Linked DNA regions of Homo sapiens: region 2 is linked to region 1. A link is a loop called in an ENCODE intact Hi-C map of the cell type or tissue named here. Cell type or tissue: MCF 10A. All regions are shown on one strand. Links, peaks and the distances in the headings refer to the core of each region. The heading gives the core; the rest is flanking DNA.

Region 1 (11,587 bases), core at 2,463-10,462:
TTCTGTGTCATCCATTTTCTTATATGGTTTATAATTTTGGCTATGAGGATATTTTCTATTAGAAACCCATGTGATTTGCTTTGGGTGACAGTTTCTCATTTGCATCACTGATGCTTTATGAGCTTAAGTGTACTGGACTAATCTTTATGTTAATTTATTTCTTTGGTGTCCTGGAAAACTCAACTAGCTTAGATTTGGAACCCTTCCTGTGTTTTGATTTTTTGCAGGTGTGTTTATTTTTATTCCCTGACCTAGGTGGATAAGAAGCTTCATTACAGCTTTCTTGGGTTAGATGGACAGTGATTTTCTACTTCTTTCCATTTTTTTTTTCTTTTTGAGACAGAGTCTCACTCTGTCTGTCACCCAGGCTGGAGTACAGTGGCACAATCTTGACTCACTGCAACCTCTGTCTCCTCGGTTCAGGTAATTCTCCTGCCTCAGCCTTCCGAGTAGCTGTGATTACAGGCGCATACCACCATACTCAGCTATTTTTTTTTTTAATTAGAGACGAGGTTTCACCATGTTGGAAGTCTGGTCTCTAACTCCTGGCCTTGAGTGATCCACTCACCTCAGCCTCCCAAAGTGCTGGGATTACAGGTGTGAGTCACTGCGCCCAGCTGGTGGGCAGTGATTTTTTTACAAACAACAATACCAGTGGCTGCAGAATCAATTCAGATCACTCAGTTTCAGCTGCCCACACACATGGGGCTCCTGGCTGAATTCCCCTCTCTGGGTGGCATTAATCCTTAGTGCCAGCTGTTAAGGCCTGTACCAGGTTCCAATTTCCCTGTAACACTTTTCAGTTTTAAATCTCACTTACCATTTTGAGATCCCCTCTAATTTTTTTCTCAATGTGGAATTTTCCTTTCTTGGTCTCAAATTAGGCTATGGATTTACAATTCCTAGCTGATTACTTTTTCCATTTTTAAGACGGCATGTCTACAGTGTTTTGAGTAAGGGGAGTGTTTTCCACATCAGCTCAGTTTGAATTACTTTTCAGAGGACATAAGGACGTATATATTCTGAAAGGAACACACAAAACCTTAGTAGAAAGGAAGATTCTTCTGCAGGCAGGCCAGACACTTTGTAGGTAAGTGCACAGGAAACACGGGGGTGAAGCTGGCTTATTTTTGACTCTCAAATAATTCCACATATTTAGCAAAGTGCCAACCCTTCCTGGTTACACAACTAACCCTTCCACTGCATCTTCTCTCCTTTCACTTCTGAAGTCACTAAAGGCTGTGACAAACTCTCCAGGATCAGCCCAGCTAATGCCTGCTTTGAGTGGTGCCCAGTTTGATTCCTAGGTACTGCCTCAGCCGGTAGTGTGTGCTTTGTGAAGTTCTCTGTCCATCCCTACAGGAAAACAGGATGTCTCCTCTTTGAGCTGTGGCTACAATTATTGTCCCAAATGTTCATGTCTTTAGAATTGATGTCCTCTTTTTCTCAATCTAGGTCAGTGCTTGGGCTTAATGACTTTAGCTAGAATATGCGATTGAAGTTAAAGACAGCTAAAGCTGTAAAAGACTGTTTTTCTGTCTCAAAATTTATAAACTTGAAAAAAGTTATCACTCTACTTTGACAACTTCAGGCTTTTAAGGATTTGGATTCCTTAGTCCACATTTAAAAAATTCGTTTAAGAAAATTATTCATATCCTGAGGTTACTAAGTGATGAAAATAACACTATATGAGTTCATTAGTCTCTAATATGATTTTTCCTCTCGTTTTATTACCCAATAAAGGAAGTTTTTTCAAATGATGTATTTGGGAGGCAGAAGAGAAGGAGTTATGATTGGTTTCTTCATGGCTATTATCAACCATAAGAGAAAAATTCAGCTAGTTTGCAATTTTCAAAGAAGTAGAGAGATTACTTTGTTAATGTCTATTCAGTTCATTTTCTATTTGAGGAATTGAAAATTTGAGTGTGGTTGCAGAGAAATGACTGAAGAAAGCTTAAATTGCAATATAGTGGCATTGCTTCATCTGCAGAGTTTCTTTGAAGTTGCTTGTAGTGAACGTGGGAATGTGAGTAGGAACAGTAGCCTTGCTTCCTGCAGTTGCACACTTATCCTAAATGAAGGCTTTTGGTAAAAATCACTATTATCATCAAAAAAGCATTTATGGTCTGTACATAGTTCTTTACAAAGGCTTAAAAAAGGCTCAATTAGAGATTATGCATGAATTTGTTGATGTTATTTAAGATAGACAAGAGTGATCATGTTAATCAGAGGACATACAGACACCTGAATAGGCAAGTAATTCACGAAAGAATTGTTGTATTAAAATTCTATAGGCCAAGGGGACATATTTGGGAAAAAAATCAGCACTGGAATGGGAGTCAGGAGACCTGGGTTTCAGTCCTGCTTTGATAGCACTCAGCCGAAGGAACTTGGGACTCAGCAACCTCCATGGGCTTCACTTTCCTCATACGACGTTAGACACAATTAGGAAGTCAGAAGGCAGTCGCTGAAGAAAAATTCCAGTGTGGTTTCTTTACATATGGGCAATAAAACAAACATGAGTCCCTGCCTTCCAGAAGCTCTGTTTGAGAAAAACAAGCCCATGGAAATGGTAGAAAGACTTCTGGTCAACTTTGCTAAACTGCTGCAGAATTAAGCAGAAGTTGAAGACAGGTTATCAGATATGGCTTCCAAAGGGAGGTACAGAAAAATGTATCTAGAAAGAAAGGCTGAATATGAACCGTAGAAAAAGTAATCCAGGTTGGATGATGGCATGTATAAAAGCCTGGGAGGCACTGACCCTGAGGAAGAGAAGTTTCCAGAAACCCATGAGAGTAGTTGTGCAAAGTCCCCTGTGGCCCCAGAGGACAGCAATAAGACTAGAGGTGGACACTACGGGGGGCCAGAGCCCAGCTAGACCCAAGGGAGACTGCACATGGCGTGCTCTTTGACTGGAAGGCAGTGTAGCTTTTTAAACCCTGAACTTGCCCTGACATGTCTTTGTAGCTTTCTGGCCCTGTTTTATTCTTTTTTTTTTTTTTTTTAATTATTATTATACTTCAAGTTTTAGGGTACATGTGCACCATGTGCAGGTTTGTTACATATGTATACGTGTGCCATATTGGTGTGCTGCACCCATTAACTAGTCATTTAGCATTAGGTATATCTCCTAATGCAATCTCTCCCCCCTCCCCCCACCCCACAACAGCCCCCAGTGTGTGATGTTCCCCTTCCTGTGTCCATGTGTTCTCGTTATTCATTTCCCACCTATGACTGAGAACATGTGGTGTTTGATTTTTTGTCCTTGCGATAGTTTGCTGAGAATGATGGTTTCCAGCTTCATCCATGTCCCTACAAAGAACATGAACTCATCATTTTTTATGGCTGCATAGTATTCCATGGTGTATATGTGCCACATTTTCTTAATCCAGTCTATCATTGTTGGACATTTGGGTTGGTTCCAAGTCTTTGCTATTGTGAGTAGTACTGCAATAAACATACGTGTGCATGTGTCTTTATAGCAGCATGATTTATAATCCTTTGGGTATATACCCAGTAATGGGATGGCTGGGTCAAATGGTATTTCTAGTTCTAGATCCCTGAGGAATCACCACACTGACTTCCACAATGATTGAACTTGTTTACAGTCCCACAAACAGTGTGAAAGTGTTCCTATTTCTCCACATCCTCTCCAGCACCTGTTGTTTCCTGACTTTTTAATGATCGCTATTCTAACTGGTGTGAGATGGTATCTCATTGTGGTTTTGATTTGCATTTCTTTGATGGACTGGCCCTGTTTCATTCTTGCACCATGATAGATTTGTATTCCGAGAACTTTACAAGGCCCTTTTTGGTTTTCTCTGATTTTGAGGAAAACTTTCTGTTAGAGCTACACAAATTGCTACACAATAGAGCTACAAAATAGAGCTACACAAATTTTGTTAGTGCCACACACTAACTACACAAATAGTGTGGCAGGGTGTCTGCTGTCACTGGACACACTCAAGCAGGGTTTCTTGGCAGCCTTGCAATGCTGTAGAAGGAGATAATTTCTACGCTGGGTCAGCTCCTTTCATGTCAAGGTTCTGTGGTTTTTTTAGTAAGCGGCAGAAAGAGTGGGCAGGTTGAGGAGGGCTGGCACAGAAAGGATCATCTTGAATGCAGGTCTGGAAATACACTGTTGGCAGCAGCACAAGGATCCAAGAAGTCAAAGGTATTGGGGAGAAAGCTGCAGCTGCCTGAGCTAGTAAGGATGAGGGAAGGCGGATCCTGGTGAGTCTAGGGTGGAAGAGCAGAGCCAACTGGCTGAGAACTCACTTATACAGGGAAAAGGAGAGGATGACGGGGCCATTCTGGGAATGGGAGGAGAGATTCATGTGGGCGAACACAACACAAGGAAGATGAACACTTCTGTCTTTGCCAAGTTCACTGGGCGGCTGGATGGAACTTCTGGTTTATGATTCAATTTCACACATCTTTGCAGAAGCTGTAAAAGCTGTTCAGGGCATCACTGTGAGAGCAAAGACAAAACCCGCCCAGTCCTGACACACAGTGCTCAGTCTTAGAAGGGGAGATGGCCCATATACTCCGAGCCAGAACACAAGGCAGTCGGGGACCAGGCCCCAAGATCCCAAAGCAGTCACCCAGTCCAAGCCCGTACAGAAGGGAAAAGCAGGATATTTTGATGCGGCCAACTTGGTACAGTCCTTAGACCTGGAAGCCCCAAATTCAGCACCTTGATTCTGATGCCAACCCTCAAAGTTTCCCTACAGGCTCAGTTTGTTCTGCCACTACTTGGTAAGGAAAACAACTTAAATTTTAATGGTTTTCAAAATAGCTGTTGAAGCAACCAATTAATATTCTCCAAAATCTCAAGAATTGCTTTGTAATCCTCATGACAAAATACTACAGACCAGTAAAGAAATGAACATAGTTCTATGGGGGCACAGAAGAGAGACAGGATTGGGAGTGGAAGGGTTTAAGCAGAGTGAGCATGCACAGTATTAGCTCATGTAGACTTGTTTTGATAATAATTCAGAAGAAGTGTCATGGAAACAGAGCACTGAGCTAAGAGTCTGCAGTACCACCAGCAGCATCCGTGCTATTGCTGGTTGATCCTGATATGTGAATATAAATATATCCCACTCCACTGGGCACACTCATTGGCACAGGGGACTTCTGAAGAAACCCCCTTCTCCCTGATTCTCCTAGCACAGGGCCAGGCACTCAGCAGAAAACAACCAATGGGGGTTTCTTGAGTCATTTTAATAATGAAACTGGCTTTATTACGAGATTTCTTCTCCCCTTCACAGGCACCTGTTGCTGAGATCCCAGCCCATGCTGGCCTGAAGCTTGATACCTGGAAAGAGAGAAAGCTGAGAAGCAAACAAGACCAGAGGCCACTGCTAGGATTCGCAAAAATGGCCCAGCCAGGCTGCTTCCTCAACTCCTAGCAGTGCCTCTTCCACACAAAGGCCATTTTTGTGTCACTTGTAGAGAGCCCCTTCTCTTTGTATCTGCTCCCTAGTTCTTATCTGATCCCATGCCTTTGGCAGACGGGTGATCCAGTTTCTCTTCATCTCCACTTTCAGCTCTTATTCTTTGTGTCCACTGAGGCTCAGCCCTGGATACCCAGAGTCCATGAACTTAGAACAAAGAGAGGAAGAAAACGAGCTTCAGAGAAGCATTGAGACAGGTGGGAGCAGGAGGAGGCCCCTGCCACAAGCATGAGAACAATTTTCTAATTAGGAAGCTGTAGCTCATTTTCAGAGAGACTCTGAATTTGGAAGAAATGATCCTTGGAAAGGGATTGGGTAGATTAAAGGAATAAATGAAAAATAATATTTGAAGGTAGGTCAGGATAGATCATAGAGTCAGTTAGATATCAGGTTAAATCAATTCTTGGGATTGTATTCCAGTTTTCTTCTCTTCCTATTCATCTTTCTCCTCACTACAATGGATTGGAAGGCTACGCAGAGGAAGGCAAAAAGCCAACTCTCACAACAACTTGGATTTGCAGAGAAAATGGTAGTTGTTTTTAAAAATTTGTGTATAATCAAATGGCCTTCTCAAAAATCTCTCTATGCTGGTTAGCCAGAATGCAATAAAACATTCACTCACACACCAAACACACACACACACACACGCACACACACTCACATCAAATAAAACAAAAACTACTAAAATCTCAATTATTTCAGTCTGGTATAGAGTTTAGTCTCATATTAAAACTGAAGAACTCTCTCAAGGCATTATTCAGGCTCAGAATTGATACAAAGTGTTTCATTGGCTGCACACAGTGGCGCATGCCTGTAGTCCCAGCTACTCGGGATGCTGGGGTGGGAGGATTGCTTGAGTCCAGGAAGCTGAGCCTGCAGTGAGCCGTGTTCGTGCCACTGCACTCCCACCTGGGCAACAGAGCGAAATGCTGTCTCAAAAAAAATTGTTTCATTATTTAGGGGGCCCCTTCCCCCACAACCCCACTCCTTTGCCTAAGATAGAGTCTGAGTATATGGGAAGGGAAGTTAAAATGGCCTCCTGGCCTTGGAAAGGCAGAGGACCCTGTGATTCTTTGGATCCTCAGAATTGCACCAGGTTGCACATTTTGTTGTTTACATGGCTACCTGGCTGCAGGGAACTCTGGTGATCATCATGTTGCAGCTATTACTGATGGACTGTCCACATACCTTTGGCTTCAGCAATTCTCCCTAGGGGGAAAAAGTCACTCATCTCTGCAGATTTAGCCTCCCTCAGCTCTCACAGGTAGCAGACCCATGCATCTCCGCCTTCCTCTGTCAAGGCCCCATCCCGTTGCCCCTCTCACCAAGTTCTTTCTAAGATTTATTTTTTTCTATAATAAGTGCTGGAATCTGAAGCCATTTCCCCAGAATGGAGAACAGCCTGGAAAAGTTGCAATGGGTTGAACATTTCTTCTCCCTGTGTGTCAGAGGCTCCTTATTTCTGACTGCAGTAAATCTTAGGGGTAGAGAAGAATGTTTTCCTCTGCACTTTGGGAAAGATCTAAGAATATAGCTATCCAAATTTGGTTCTAAATATGCCAGTGTGAAAAAAAAAATGCACTCAGTAAATTTCTCTGAAAACAATAGTCTGGCTTGGGGATTATTGTCTTGCTACATAATTCCCTTCCTTCCTTCCTTCCTTCCTTCCTTCCTTCCTTCCTTCCTTCCTGCCTTTTCTTTCTTTCTTTCTTTCTTTCTTTCTTTCTTTCTTTCTTTCTTTCTTTCTTTCTTTCTTTCTTCTTTCTTTCTTTTCTTCTTTCTTTCTGTATGTCAAAACCCTGTTCTTCAACCTGGCCACACAAACACACACACCACACAAATCTCTGGAGCATATTAAAGATCTAGTGCTTGGAGAGGCCAAAGAAAAAGCACATTAGTAACATCCAAAATCTGACTTTTTCCAATTCCTTGTGCCTGGCACCATATTAAACTGGTCTCGAGTCTCATCGCATCCCTGTAATATGCAAGAAAGACGTTATGTCCATCTTGCTGGGCTGAAAGGGCTAGGGTAACACCAGAAGCACAGAGACAGTGGAGTTCAGTCATTCAGCCCATGTGCACAGACAGTCAGAGGACAAGCCTGGGGGACAAGAGGCCAGGGCGGAGCCTGCGGCAATAACTGAGGCCCCTCAGAACCCTCAGAGAGGTTCAGGCAGTCCTAGGTCTGGGAGAGGAGATGTTGCTGGGGTTGGGGGTGGGAAGGAAACTTAACCGAGGCGCAAGTACTGAACCTTCATGATTGGTGTCTCTCAGAGGACAGGGAGAAAAGAACGGAAGTAGGAGAGGGAAAGGAGGTGCTAAAGATGAACCCAAAGCCTTGAGTCTGTGTGACTGAGGGATTGTAGAAGGGATGGTTGAAGAGGGAACAGGTTGGGGAAGCAGATGAGTTTTGTTTCTGCATGAGTTCTGTTTAGGATGCAGGGAAAAAACATCATAGATCTTTGAGGAGACTACATACAAACAAGTGAGACTTTAACAACAATGCAACAAAGAGGTAGCATTCAGTGATGGTACAATAGGACACAAAGCAGTGTATCATTAATAATTAGGCAAGTGTTATTCACAAATGGGCAGTCATAAGAAGGGTGATAGGAACAATACTCATAGCAGCTTTTGGCATTTCTGCAGCACAAGCTGGTTTCTCTTTCTGGAATTCTTCCTCTCTTGGTCTTTACTACTTTATGACAATTCAGATTTGGAACTCATCTGTCCTTAGAATCTCTCCTATCTCCTCCTCCGATTCCCCTGGGCTATGTGAAGGATGTCTGCCCTGTGAAGTCAGCCCCCTGCTTGCCTCAACCTCTCTCATCATAAATTCCATGGGTTGGTCTCCAGTGTTAGACCACGAACTCTGAGAATAACAGTGCTGGCATTCCTCAGACTCCTAATTCCTGGGATATCATGGATGTACAGTAAATGATGCATCTGAAGCACATGAATAAATGAGTACAGTATATAGGAGTTTCCACATCCCTAGCACAAAATTCCTTATGTGCACTTCTCACTTTTGAGAAGTGGGCTTTTAACATTCCCATTTAACCAATGCAGGGAACTAGAGAGGCCTCAGTCAATGCACACGGCCTCCAGAGGCTTCATATGTAATGATATGCTTATTTTGAAAAGATGATACATTTTTGATGCAAAGTTACAGTACTTTTAAAATAACTCTTCTGTTATTTAAAATGGGATGTTTCCATTTTTAATAATATTCTAGGTGAAGGAATCCAGATCAAGAGAACAGCAAAGGGACAGTTGAGCTTGCCCCCCTTACTCAGGCACCCAGACACAGCCAGTAGCCACTCACTGCCTGGCTCTCCTGGTCACTGCCCCTGGCAGTCCAGACATCACACTCATTGAGAGAGCTTCATGGTCCAGACCAGCCACCAGCCTGCCAAGGAGGGGCAAAGTACCATGTGCACAGTGCACAGCCGATAACAAGCAAAGTACTTATGAACATAAGAGGAGGAGACTGTTTAAGTCACCTTGAAATGCATTGAGAGCACTGCTTTAGCTTGAGTTCAGTATCACATAAGACAATGGATGGTATTTGATGCTTGCAGGCTATTTAGGAGGTGAAATGTATCACAGAGCAATATGTAATGCATATTTTCTTCCCATTCAATTGCTCATTTACTCAATAATCCATCATTGGTTACAGAATTAATTTATTTATTCACTTATTTATTTATTTAATAATATTCTTTAAACAACTACTTTATTTGTCGGACTATTTATTAATACTAAATTCTAGAGATACAGAGTAGACCTCCGTCCTCACTGAGACCCTGCCTCAGGGACTTAGGAAGAGCCTCCTAAAAGTGGAACTTAAGCTACTTTGGGGATGAATGATTGCCTGTCACCAGGCAAATAGACAAGTAGAAGAAAGATATTAGAGGAAAAGGGTGTAGGAATCCTGAGGCAGAAAGGAATGGCAGTGTATAAGGTGTCCCAGGACATTCATAGAAGGAAATAGTTCTGGAAAGGTGGGTAGAGGCAAGATCGCAGCAGGCATTGTATGGCAGATACAACTAGTTTGGATAAAATTGGGTGATGTGCTGCCTCACGTCACGGGGAAGTGAAAATGACCACAGTCAAGTGTTTCTTAACTGGGGTGCTATTGGCATTTAGGGCAAGACAGTTTTTCATTGTGTGAACTGACCCATGAATTGTAGGAACAGTACACTTCAATGGTTGAGCACCCCTCAGTTACTGTGACAACTAAAAAAAGACATGCGTATATTTTCAAATGTCTTCTCCTCCTACTTCAGAAGGGAATGGAGTATGGTCTTAGAATAAGAGGCAAATGTCTAGATGGAGGAGCTGGCTCCTTGAGGAGAAAGTAAAGGAGATGGATGGATGTAATATTTAGCTTTAGGGCCACTGGTGGGCCTGGGGGCGATTCCCGTAGGCTTCCATATTGGTGTTTAAGAGGCAGTGGGAGTCAGCTGTGAAGTTCAATCTAAGCAGGACTAGATGGAGATCTTAAGTGAAGGAGCTGGTAGGATCCAGGCAGGGTCAGGTCCCCGTCTAGGAGTCTAGGGCTCAGAAAAGAGCTGTCCCAACCTTTGAACTGGAGTGTTAGGTATGAATGAACTAATGCTCAGAGTTTGGGAAAAGAGACAAGTTTTGTTTTAAACCCCAGCCCGACTGTGACTATGTGGCTCAGAGCAAGTCACTTCATCTTATGAGCTATGATTTCCTAATTTTAAACAAGAGAAGTAATATCCACCTAAGAAGGATATGTCTTTGACCTAGTTTGAATCAATATAAGGAAATTGATCACTTTCTCCAACTTAAAAGGGCCTGGCCAGGCGCAGTGGCTCACGCCTGTAATCCCAGCAATTTGGGAGGCCGAGGTGGACAGAGCACGAGGTCAGGAGATTGAGACCATCCTGGATAACACGGTGAAACCCCATCTCTACTAAAAATACAAAAAATTAGCCGGGCACAGTGGCAGGTGCCTGTAGTCCCAGCTACTCGGGAGGCTGAGGCAGGAGAATGGCATGAACCCTAGAGGCGAAGCTTGCAGTGAGCCGAGATAGTGCCACTGCATTCCAGCCTGGGTGACAGAGCAAGACTCTGTTTCAAAAAAAAAGAAAGGGTTTGCAAGGGCCTTGACTGTATGACATTAGTTACAAAATGTGCAATTTTCTCTTCTGAGATCTTCCATTTATTATACTGTCACCATTTACTTAGCTTTCCTACCCAAATATTTCCCATCCTCAAAGCCCAAGAGTAAGAAGCAGGGATTTATTTCCCACTTGAAAAAGGTTTCCACTGCTGCACAACAATTATCACAAGTTTAACAGCTTACAGCAGCACCTATTTATTATCTCGCAGTTCTATGGATTAGAAGTCTGGGTAGGCATGACTGGGTTCTCTTCTTAGGACCTTACAGTAGAGGCAAAATTAAAGTGTTGACTGGTTGGGTTCTTATCAGGAGGCTCTGGGAAAAATCCACTTCCAACGACTTTCAGGTTTTTGACAAAATCCAGTTTCTTGGAGTTATAGGTCTAAGGTAGCAATTTTTTCCCTCACTGTTGGCCTGGATTGCCTTCAGCTCCTCTAGGCTCTCATATCCCTTATTCCGTATTCTCTGAATATGGCCTCCTCCGTTTCAAAGCAGTAATGATATATTGAGTCTTCTATGTTTCCAGTGTTTCTAAGTTCCCCTTCTGCTTGAGAGAAAGCACACTGCTGTCAAGAATTCATGAGACTGGGCCAGGCCCAGTTAGATAATTTCCACATCTTAAGGTCAACTGTACCATATAATGTAACAAAATCATGGCAGGAATGCCTCAACATACTCACAGGTTCTGGGAATTAGTATGGGATATCTATGAAGGGCCATTCTGCCTACCACACCTTCTAAGTCTCAGCTTCCTACCCAGCAACCTGCCCTCTCCATAGGTAACTAACAGCAGGAATACCTATTTTTTGAGGACAGATTACAGCTTACTCTTCAGAAGAAAGTAAGTGGTTTGAGATAGAGTTCTCAAACCTAAAGACCCAAAAAGTGCTACTTGGGATTAATTTTAATTGTTAAATAAACCAACATTTACATCTAGATATGTGCTAATAAAAGTGCAGAATAAAATAGAGAAATT
Region 2 (11,587 bases), core at 1,856-9,855, 56 kb after region 1:
AAACCAGAAGCTGCTGGATGTGGGTGCAAAAAGTACCGAGCAGGAATGGTCCGAGATAGAGCTGGAGAGGTGGATGGGTCCAGACAGTGACGAGTCTCATGAGTCACTTGACTGGCATGGACTTTGTCCTGGATGGACAGTAGGGATCTATGGACTTTAAAATGAGAAGAGGATGATCAGATTTCAGATTAGGAAGACTGGAAAATACATGTATTCATCAAATCAGGCAAGGAGTAAGAGTGAGTGAGTGTGTGTGTGTGTGCTTGTGTGCACACAAGTATATTCTGGGCATGTTTTGCTCCATCAGGGCCTCTTTGGAAGCCAGTGAACTTTCTTCCATGGATGTGCCATGGGACTGCAAGGCACAGCCTCTGACAAAGTCAGCTTTAGGAGCAGAGGCTGCACAGTACGGTCTCTCAAAACTCCTGTGAAAATAAACACTTGAAAAACTTTTGTCCTGTGATATCATATGTGGCAATGTTTGGTACTGTTCTCAAGAAAGCAGAGAGAGAACAATCTCTTAGAGAAGTCCCATTTTCCCCATCCTACTAAATATCACAGTTCCCCAAAGTGACTTTGCTGTCTTCTGTCCCCCCAGTGCCTTCCTGCATGCTGTTCCCTTTGCCCGGAATACATTTCCTTTCTTGTCTTGTGTGTTGAACACCTGCGTGTGTTGTAAGATGCAACCCAAGTGGCTCCAATGAATGTTTGCTTGATTATTCTCTCTGGCCATTACTCACTCCCTCCTTGGATCACAGCTGTGGCAAGGCATGGTTCTCTCTATTAGAGCCCCTTCACTGGGGCCCCCACTGTGAGAACGACTGAGACCCTATGGAAGAGCAGGTCCTTGAGGGCACAGACTCTGTTTAAGTGTATCCTCAGGATCCAGGCCACTACCAGCACGTGGGATCCAGGATAACCTTGAATCAATAAATGAGTTACTCCTGAGCTCATTTCACTTCAACAGGATGGACTCATCACTCCTGGTTTTAAGCAAAGCGCCTCACATCTAAAAAACACCAATGAAGCGGGGTTTTTGAACTTTAAACTGTATTTCAATGTTTTTCACAAAACTGTGTATGCTTTAATATCTCATTTTCCCAGCATTATCTCACTTCTTCAGAGGTTGTATAAATCTCATATTACAGGGGCCAAAGTCGTCAGCACAGTGTGGGTTTTTTTTTTCTTTGCGTGTGAAAGAGTTTCAGGCACACAATTCATGTCAATACATTCTACTCCAGAGTCTTTTCTAATAGAATAAAATGAGACCATGCATGTGTTTAATTAGAGTTCAGTTTTCCGGCTTGATTTGTCTGCCTTACACAGAGGAGGGCATTTAGGAATGAGCTGAATGCTTGTGATTCACATGGTGAATCTGGGTGATGTATGTCCAGGGCCCTCAGAGGAAGTAGAGATGATGGAATACACTCTAGGCCTCTCAAGATCAAGGCCCTTCTGTTTGCTAAGGATGGAAGAAGAGTGAAAAGCCTTGAAAATTCTTAATTATGTGCCTGAGTCTGCACACAGGCAGGTGCCCAGAGGCTCAGTGCTCTTCTCTGGTTAGCTATGTCCTCTGGCCCCTGAGCAGAAATATACAGGCTGGGATCAATGGAACAGGCTAGAAGAGGCCACTCAGAATAACTGCTACTATTTACTGAGTAAGCCAGGCACCGTGCGGGGACTCTACGGACGCAATCTTATTCAATACTCACAGTTCATCCATTCAAGAAATACTCACTAAACAGCTTCCAGTCACCATTGTGGGCAATGAGATCCAGAGATTGTTAAAATACTTAAAACACAAAGCCCTAGTTTCCCACAGAGTCTACTTTATGTTTTGGAAGGTACACAGACAATAATGAAGCACGTAAACAACAAACAGATAACTGTTGAGTGTTGATAAATACGACAAAGAAAGTAAACAGGGCAAGAAGATAGAGTGAGATAATGGAGTGTATGCTATTTTATATAAAATGATAAAGAGAGGCCTCACTGATCCGATGACATTTTGGCCAAGACGCTACTGAGATAAGACAGTGAGCTACACAGATAAATGGAGGAACCTTGTGTTCAGCAGGGGTGACAGCAACTGCCAAGGTCTTGAGGCAGGACTGCAAGGAGTATGTTTGAAAATAGTAATCATCCTGCAAAGTAATTGCTATTATCCTCATTTTACAGATAAAAAATCGGAGGCACTGTACAGCAAAGCAACTCATCTAAGGTCACAGGACTGGTGAATGTACAGCTGTAATTTCAGCCTGAGTCTCTCTGACTCCAAAGCCTTTGTTCTTTCCTTCACATTGCCATGTTCAAAGGCAGTGCTGGTGGTATGAAAAGAGAGAGTGGAATGCCCCCTGAATTTATCATCCCACCTCACTCTTCCAGGGAAGTTTCCTGGATCCTTCCTCCATCTATACATCAAGCAGTTTATCTTGACTGAGCAACCACTATGTGCCCACTTGTGTTGGGCACCAAGGGAAAGCCAGTGTTCATGACCACCTGATGATCTCACACAGGAGAGAGCTCACAGAGGGGTCAAAGTCCACCTGGAGTAGGTCAGAGAATGAGAGCTGGACTGGGAATGCTTGTTGGGGGAGATAGAATATGAGCTGGGTATGAAAGAATGAGGAGTAGATAAGCTTCTGGCTTGGTGACTACTCGGCTTCCCCATCACCCCCACCTGTAGTAGGTAGTATTATTTGTTGACCCATATTTCTTTCTCTACTTCTATTGCCAAGTCCTCCCTGTGGGTAGAATGTTGTCTGTTTCATTGACTTTGGCTTTGGCCATATGATGTGCATGGGTTAATGCAATGTGGGTGAGAGTGACAGTTACTGCTTTGATCTGAAACTTGGAGAGTCATGGCAAAGCTCTGCTGGTCTTTTACTCTTCACTTTACCACAAGAATAAAGCATCCCAGGTAGTTGCTGGTCCAGAATGAGTAGATATACGGGGTGGAACTAAATCCAGCCCATTTTCTAAAGTCAAGCTCAGCCAACCCAGCAGGTGCCAATAGTATCACTGTTGGCCTGTCCACCTGTAAATGTGACATAAACATTTGTTTTAATAAGCCAGTGAGATTTTTGTGATTGTGTATTACCTGGCACTCTTACAGCAGTATTTAAATAATAAATAATACACCTTTGCTTTCAGTCATAGGTAAACTCAGGTAAGCACCTTAACTGTTCTGGCGGATGGGGCACATTATGAAAACAAGCCAGAAAATGTATTAGTCACTCAGGTTCATGAACTCTGCAGCTCAAGATTCTGTCTCTGACTTTATAGATATCCCAATAATTGTGTTTTTGTTCCCACCCTCCTCACCCTTATCATCTAGCCTACAGATTGTCCATAGCACAGAGTATGAAAAATTCTTTAAAAGTTGGTTCCTGTATTAGTCCACTTTGCATCACTGTAAAGGAATACCTGAGATGGGGCAATTTACAAAGCAAAGGGGTTTGTTTGTCTCATGGTTCTGTAGGCTGTACAAGAAGCATAGCAGCAGCATCTGCTTGTGGTGAGGCCTCAGGATACCTTTACTCATGGCAGAAGGCAAGGGAAGCTGGTACGTCACACAGTGGGAAAGGAATCAAGAGAAGAGGGGAGGGAGGTGCCAGACTCTTTAACAACCGGATCTTGCACAAACTAATGAAGTGAAGACTTACTCATTACTTGGGGAGGACACTAAGTCATTCACGAGGGATCCACTCCCCTGACCCAAACATCTCCCACCAGATCCCACCTCCAACACTGGGGTCACATTTCAACGTGAGATTCAGAGGGAACAAATATTCAAACTCTATCAGCTCCTGTGTCCCAATAATTTCTAGTTATTTACAGTAGAGAATATTAACTTTGCTCCATGAAATCTTGGAGCACTAGAGGGACTACTGAAGGGCCAGCCATGGTAAGAGAAGGACAACAAGACCAGGGATTCCAGACTCCCATCTGGGCTGCAACTCAAAAATTTCTACTTTTATTTGTTGTATACAATCAGATTCCTTATAAAACTTTGTCTGAAGCTGAAATCCACTACTGAAGAATGTTTGGAATCACTAGTGTACATGGAAAGCCCCACTTCCACACCCTGATATCTCAGGGCTTCCATAACCTTTCCCCACTTTTTAGTCTAATGGTCCCGTTTCTCCCTTGGCTCTAGTCCCCTTTCCCAATAGTCTGTGCACTCCAGTTACTGTTCCCATGCATGCTCAGATTTCTTTTGCCTCCCTTCTCTCTGTTTGCAAAGCCCTTCCCACTTCTATCTGCCAAAGCCACCATTTGTCTCCCAGGACCTAGCATCAGAGACAGAGAAAGTTCCCCAGAGAATGTTTAGTCCAACCCCTCTACTTTGTAATGTTGTAATGTTGATTTGTAAATTCCAACATCTATTGAGTATTTATTAAAGACAGGCACTGATAAGCATTTTACGTAAATCAGTTCAGTGAATCCTTCAATACTTTGAACTGTGTACTATTATTCTTTCCATTTTATGCAGGAAGAAACTGAAGCCCAGAGAGGTTAAGTAACTTGCTCAAGGTCACACAGCAGTTTAGTACATAGTCAGTGTCTGAATTTACACAGGCTCCAGAGTCTGCATTTTAACCCTTTCAAAATATTGCCTTCCTCATTTTATAGATGAAGAAACTGTGCCATTCAGTTGAAAGAGATTTGCTTAAGGTTACACAGCTGGTTTATGACCAATCAGGTCAGTGCCCAGGCCTCTCGGTGCCAGTCTGGGCTTCATTCAACCTTGGTTGTGCCCACGCTGGAGGTGCCCAGCTGGTGACACAGCCAGGAGGAATCCTTGCAGTGGTGCCTCCTGCCAACTGGCCATACCTGTGTGCAGTCCACGCTGGGCATGTTCTCATTTGCTTGCAGAGCTGGAAGGGACCTTGGAGCATGTCCAGGTCATTGACTTTTACCTGACTACCCATTAAACTTACCTGGGAAAGTTTTAAAAATACTGCTAAGCTGCACTCTCAGGGTGTCTGATTTAATGGTACAGGGGGTGTGCCAGGACATTGGTATTTTGGACACACTCCCAGGTGGTTCTGAAGTGCAGCCAAGGTTGAGATACTCTGTTGTAATCCAACATACTGCTGTGCCACCCCATTTCATAGAACAAGAAATGACCTGTGTCAGTCCCCAAGTAGTCAGAAGCAAAGCCTAGCCTAGAGGAGACTCCCTGATGATATTAAACCCCATACTCGATTCTACTAAACAGGAGTTCCCCGCTGATCATATCAGGCATCTACACCTTCCTGTGGCACATGAGCCCAGAGCAAAGCAAATAAAATCCCATCTGGTTGGAGAAAAATAAAATGAAGACTACTGGGCACCGTCACCATAAGCATGGGTTGCTATCACAAAGTATTATAGACCAGGGAGCTTATAAACAGCAAATTTATTTCTCACAGTTCTGGAGGCTGGAAGTCTGAGATCCAGGTGCCAGCATGGTTGGGTTCTGGTGAGGACCCTCTTCTGGTTGCAGAGAGCTGACTTCTCACCACATTCTCACATGGTGAAAAGAGAGTGACTTTGCTGTCTGGCCTATTCTTATAAAGGCACTAACCCCACTCACGAGAGCACCACTCTCATCACCTAATCACCTCCCAAAGGCCCCCCCTGCTAACAAGATCACATCAATCCCGATGCCACGCTGTTAGGAGGTGGGGCCTTTGGGAGGCGATTGGGATTAACTAAATGTTTGTGGGGAACACAAACATTCAGTCTGTTGCAGCCACAGGACCTGGGATGTCATTGAGGCGATTTGTGATGGCACAACCCAATGGTTGGGGATCAGGAAATGTAAGCTTCGAAGGCTTATTCCATTGTCCTTTGTATGAAATTCAGTAACTCCTGTATTAATTTCAGTAACCCTGGACTGTCATGGGTCTGCCCCCTTTCGTGGGGTATGGGCTGAGATCTGGCCACCACCTTCCTACCTTCCACACCGTTAACCCCAGTACTTCATATGGAACACACCCTAAATTTGATTTTTTTAAAAAAATAGTCATAACCAAACACCTCATATTTTATCTTTTTTTCTGAAAAAGAATTTTAAAATCTGACATGCCACTTAAAAAAAAAAAGAAATCGCATGAGTATAGGCATGCCAGTTTAACTGGGGGTTAAAAAATCCTCACTTTCACAGCCTCTTGCTATGTAGTTGTCCCTGGTTACTGTTCTGCCTCTGTCTCCACAGAGACCACTCTGGGCCAGTAACCATGGCGATAGGAGAAGACGTGAGCAGATGGGAGCACTATGTGCAGAACTTAAACATCCTTGTGTTGGGGGGAGGTAAGTGGGGAATGAGGGAAGGAGAGGAAAGAAACCTAAGAGAGACAGAAAGAAGTTACAAAATCCTTAACCTAGGAATAGATTGCAATGTTGGGGACAAACCACAAGGCATGTTTTTTTATTTTTCTTTTTTGCTGCTGAGCCAAGCTCTTCTTTTTGATTTCAATAATGATTTATCCCTAGGGAAATGGAGACAAAAGCTTTCAACATACAGAGCTGGAGGCATTTTTTAACCATAAATGTATTGCATTAATATATGTTTAACGCATTATTCAACTTGGGAAAGCAAGAGTCTGAAACCCTGTCAATTTAGGTACAATGTAATTGTGGCATATTGGGAAGACCATAGCCTGTGCAGGAGGAATGACATTGGGACACAGACCCTGCCTCAACCAGTCTCCTCCTGGGAGCCACAGGCCAGGCCCTGCTTCCAGAGACTTGGCTTATAAGATTCTCTGAAAGGGAGCCAACAGATAGTTGGCTTTGAAATTATGCAAAAAGAAAATCTTAAAGGATGCTAAACTGAGATTTTCTGTATTAGTTTTTGCTGAGGTTCCGAAGAATGACACCAAAAAACTAGGTGGCAAGCAACCATGCATGGCATATGAAGAAATTGCAAATTCAGTTTTTCAGTTCTTAGCCTAAAAGTAATAGGGAAGTGGCCAGGGGCAATTTCTTTGCAGAGATATTTGGCTGAATATCACTCCCAGCTCATGGGAGAGAGAAAGGGGCCATTTTCCCACCACTTACCTAAAACCAAGGAAGGAATTATCAAGAAACCCACTAGGAGCTTGATCCATGACCCTCTGGAATTTGAGGGAACCATACGAACTTGCACCTGACTCAGAATAGAGATCATGGCTGATACTGCAGCCTGTAGGGTGGGTGGATGGGGCAGGGGCTGAGGGAGAGGCTGGGAGGAGAAAGAACATAGAGAGGAGGGGAAAAGCTGTAAATTCCACAAAGAGTCCATGAGCTTTTGTTTTAGACTTAAATAAGCTTTTATTTGGTTTATTTATTGAAGAACACTGGAAAAGTTGAAGCTAGCCTGAGACTTTATGCAGGGTGGTGATAGGAGGAGAAATGCACAGATGCTGAAAGCTGCGTCTCCTAGTCTTAAAGAGAAATGATGAGAAAGGATGAAGTGGCTTTCTGTTTGTACCGTACAGGTGCCAGCCCATTCAATAAACTGGTTACAGGGTGTTAGGGAATGAATTGTGTCCTGTCAAAATTTAGATATTAAAGTTCTAACCCCCAGTGCCTCAGAGTATGACTGTGTTTGGAGATACAGTATTTAAATAGACAATTAAGGTAAAATGAGGCCATGTGGGTGAGTCTTAATTCAGTATGATTTGTATCCTTATAAGAAAAGAGAATTAGGGGCTGGGCACGGTGGCTCACACCTGTAATCCCAGCACTTTAGGAGGCTGAGGCAGGCAGATCACAAGGTCAGGAGATCAAGACCATCCTAGCCAACATGATGAACCCACATCTCTACTAAAAATGAAAAAAAAAATAATAACTGGGTGTGGTGACACATGCCTGTAGTCCCAGCTACTCAAGAGACTGAGGCAGGAGAATCGCTTGAACCCAGGAGGCAGAGATTGCAGTGAGCCAAGATTGCGCCACTGCATTCCAGCCTGGAGACAGAGTGAGACTCTGTCTCAATAAAACAAAACAAACAAACAAACAAAACAAGGGGGTTAGGACACTGACACACACAGAGGGAAGACTATGTAGCTTTGGTCCTCAGTGCCTCAATGGACTTCACAAAACCTGCTCAGAGACAAGACTGGACTGGAAGATACTGTGAAGTCCAGGAGGACCAAAACTGTGAAGATACCAAAAGATGACCATCTATAAGCCAAGAAGAAAGACCTCAGGAGAAATCAATCCTGCTGACACCTTGGTCTTGGACTTGTAGCCTTCAGAATTGTAATAAAATTTCTGTTAAGTCACCCAGTCTGCAGTACTTTGTCATGGCAGCCCTAGCAAACTAATATATGGCTATGACTATTTTGGGACTCTAGCTGCCTGTATCTTTGGCCTGAAGAGAGGTGGAGTCTCTCCAAGGATCTCTGCAAAATAACATTTCTAGGGTCTTTTAAGAGACTTGAGGTTTTGCTGCTTCTCTATATCCTCCACAACTCACTCCTTGTCATCCATTCTTGAGTGAAAGCCATTTACAGTCATCACTCATTTATCTGCATTGAGGCTATTGGATCCTGGTTGCTCTGGTACTTTGGGTTCAGATACATAGAAATTTATGCCATTTCCCCTGGATCTCAGGACTGGAAGTCAATGCCCAGGCAGGTCATGGTGGCAGGTGAAGTAGGGGGCTGCCTGTGGTGTGGTAGTTTAGGACAGATGGACAAGCCTACAGCCACCAAGTCACCAACTCAAACCAAACTGAACCTAAAACAAAGTCCTTACCCACTTGCTCGCTGATTCTGATAATGCTTTCCCTGGAGTTTCTTCACTCCTTTCCACAATGTCCAGAGCTAGAAGGAGCCACAGAGCCTACTCCATCCATCACAATGACACCTGATACACAATCTCCATTCATTCATCTACTCACTTACCTAACAAATGCAAATAAACCAATAAAACAGGGATGAGATATGCAAACAAACAGAATTTGTATTTTTCCATGAGTTCTTCCAAACAATTTCTTTCTAGGCCCAAAGAGTGCTTCTAAGGGGAAAGAAGTTTCCAGAAAAAATAATCTGCATTTCCAAGTGGCTGACGAGGAGGCTTGGTCTGGTTGATTTCAAGGGTGTCTCACAAGCTTGTTCTGCTCAGAGACCAGGCTGAACTGGAGCCAGTACTGTGAAGTCCAGTGAGGACCAAAGCCACAGCCACACATGCAGCAGAAGAGCAAAATTCTGTCCTCTACTGGTGCCTCCAGCCATGATGCCAGGATGCAAAGGCATCCAGCTTTCCAGGATCCCTTCAGGGTTGCAGTCATGAGCAGGCACATTGCCTAAGCACCTGGTATTGCTAGGACCTATGCCAGGAAGATTTTCTTGTTGCCCTTAATTCAATGCAAGAGCCCTGGAAGGTTGGTAGCAGTATCCCTCACCATATAAATGAGGAACATGGTATCCAGAGAGGGTAAAGAATTTATTCAAAGCCACCTCATTAGTTTTAAATAGCACAAGCCAAGCCAATGTACCCTACTGTTTTGAGGCCAAGAACAGTGCCCGTTCTTTAACCCAACACTGAGGGATCCTGGAGCTGTGGATGATTTAGGAATCGCTCGCTCACAAATTTTAGTGACAGGTTCATATGCTGAGAAAAGAAAAAGTATAACAAACCTCTAAACACCTGTGCCTCTTCACATGCCTGGCTGGGCTCCACGGGCATGACTCTCACTGGGTTGGCACATCTAATGGCACTTTTGTCATTTGGTGCACTGTGGGCTCCTCAGGATGACTTCTTGCCACCTCTGGTTGCCTGACTAGAACACAAATCTTCAGCTGTCTAAATTGACCCCAAGAAGATAGACCTTGCTCAAGCTCAGCCAGAGAGAGGGGTTGGAAAGTTGGCAGGTGGAGTTGGAGCCACAGTTTTCTTTCTGTGGCCTGAGACATCTGTGACTCCCTCCAGAGGACCTGCCTCCAGGCATTAGGTGGGTGTTGGCTGGTGGGGATGTTGGGGGTGTGGAGTGTTAGGCTCGGCAGTCGTTCCTAGGAATGAAATATCATGGGCAGCAGTCCTGGAACCAATCCATTGATTCATTTTCCTGCTCGCCAGGATGACAGCCCCCTCTGAGCATGGTCCCTCAAGAGCAGACCGACGTCTTCACAGCACAGAGGTGCAGTCCTCTTCTGCTACCAGGCCTGGCTGGGGAAAATTCAGCTAGACGCCTGGCACCATGCAAACCACAGGCTCTTCTTATGCAAGCTCAGAGCCTCTGAGTCACCTGTCCTCTCTCAAATGTCTCTGCTATTTCGTGGTTCTCTTACCAGAATAAGACACCTTCTCAACACCTCACTGCTTCCTCTCCTACTGAACCATGACTCTCTCCCCTCTGTATTTGCTGACCTGTGGGAAACAATTTCCCAGACCCATTGGATTCTTTATGGAATATTCTATCTCCTGAAGTGGTCAAGCCTGATTATCCCTGAAGACACAACTTCCAGCTGCTTCTTTTGTGGCATCTGCTGACTCTCCCTGAACCCACCTGTGTCAGATTAGGGGTGGGTTGCATCTGTGGTAGATGCTGGTGGTGTCTTCCTTAGATCCGTTTTCCACACTGGGTGACAATCCCAAAGTGCTGTAAGTGTGGGCCAGCAACTACTCACAGCTGGCCCTTTTTCTCCAGAACTTCCCTTGACCACACAGGGCCAGCTTGTGGCAGTGACTGACAGAGGGCTGACGTGGGGCTGCAAAAGGCTTGTCCCTGCCTCAGAGCCAACTGTGCCCATTTCATAGCACAATTTGGGCTCCGGAACTGAAGTTTGGGTCCAGGCAAAGCCCCATCCTGCTTGATTCACTACCCTGAGAGCACTCCCTCAATAATCACTTTCCTAGGAGTCCTGGTCTCAGGCTGTGCTTCTAGGGAAACCAACTAAGACAGCATCCTCCTTGCCCCTCAGGGTCACAGTTAGTCTCACTTGGATATTGCCATCAATTGGAGCTTCTGTCCTTCAAGTTCTCAATTCGAACACACAACTCTTAGCCCATAGCCTTCTGCATTTCACACATCTCATTTCTTCCTTCACCCCTCATCGTTGGGTGCAGCAAAACTGTGCCTTGACCCTGCTACCCTTATGAAACCCATTCTGCCATCCTTCCCTCCCTCCTGCCCTGCCCCTCCCCTCCCTCCCTCCCTTTCTTCCTTCCTTCCTTCCTTCTTTTTTTCTTTCCTTCCCTTTTCCCTCCCTCCCTCCCTCCGTCCCGTCTTCCCTCCCCACCTCCCTCCCTCCTTCTTTCCTTCTTTCTTCCTTTTTCAACCTGGGCTTTAGGGTCCATCCATTCAAGCATCTCTGTCATGTCCTTAAGTTTTTCTCTTGCTAATTTTTTTGTTGCATTTTCCTCAGCCTGAACTCTGCATTGATGCAACTGTCTCTGAGATTCACTAGGACCTCTGGAGAAATTCATACCACTATGCGGATTGCTGCCTGAGAACATTCATGGTCTCAACTTGAAGCTGTCGAGCAATCTTTCTGTTTCTGGAGTCAACTTTCTTACCCATAGTAGCTATTTAAAACCTTCCTGACAATTCTCAAAGTTCCCACCCACCACTTCCCACTCCTTCCCTGCAGATAACCTTATCTTCTAC

What was found. Peaks named below come from ENCODE experiments on the same cell type or tissue, not always from the same donor. Only the 100,000 strongest peaks of a DNase experiment are listed, where the experiment ranks them.
Region 2: a loop joins it to region 1, with 2.5 times the contacts of the local background. A loop is called at or near these places in 2 of 110 quality-filtered maps.

Annotation. Positions count from the first base shown.
Region 1 is chr2:16,678,547-16,690,133 of GRCh38, forward strand. No RefSeq gene overlaps it. Among named protein-coding and RNA genes, the nearest start is that of CYRIA, 19 kb to the left of the region's middle. In MCF 10A, for the core only: no CTCF peak of the experiment used is centred there; no DNase peak of the experiment used is centred there.
Region 2 is chr2:16,735,457-16,747,043 of GRCh38, forward strand. No RefSeq gene overlaps it. Among named protein-coding and RNA genes, the nearest start is that of CYRIA, 75 kb to the left of the region's middle. In MCF 10A, for the core only: no CTCF peak of the experiment used is centred there; DNase peaks (open chromatin) are centred at 3,575 and 4,905.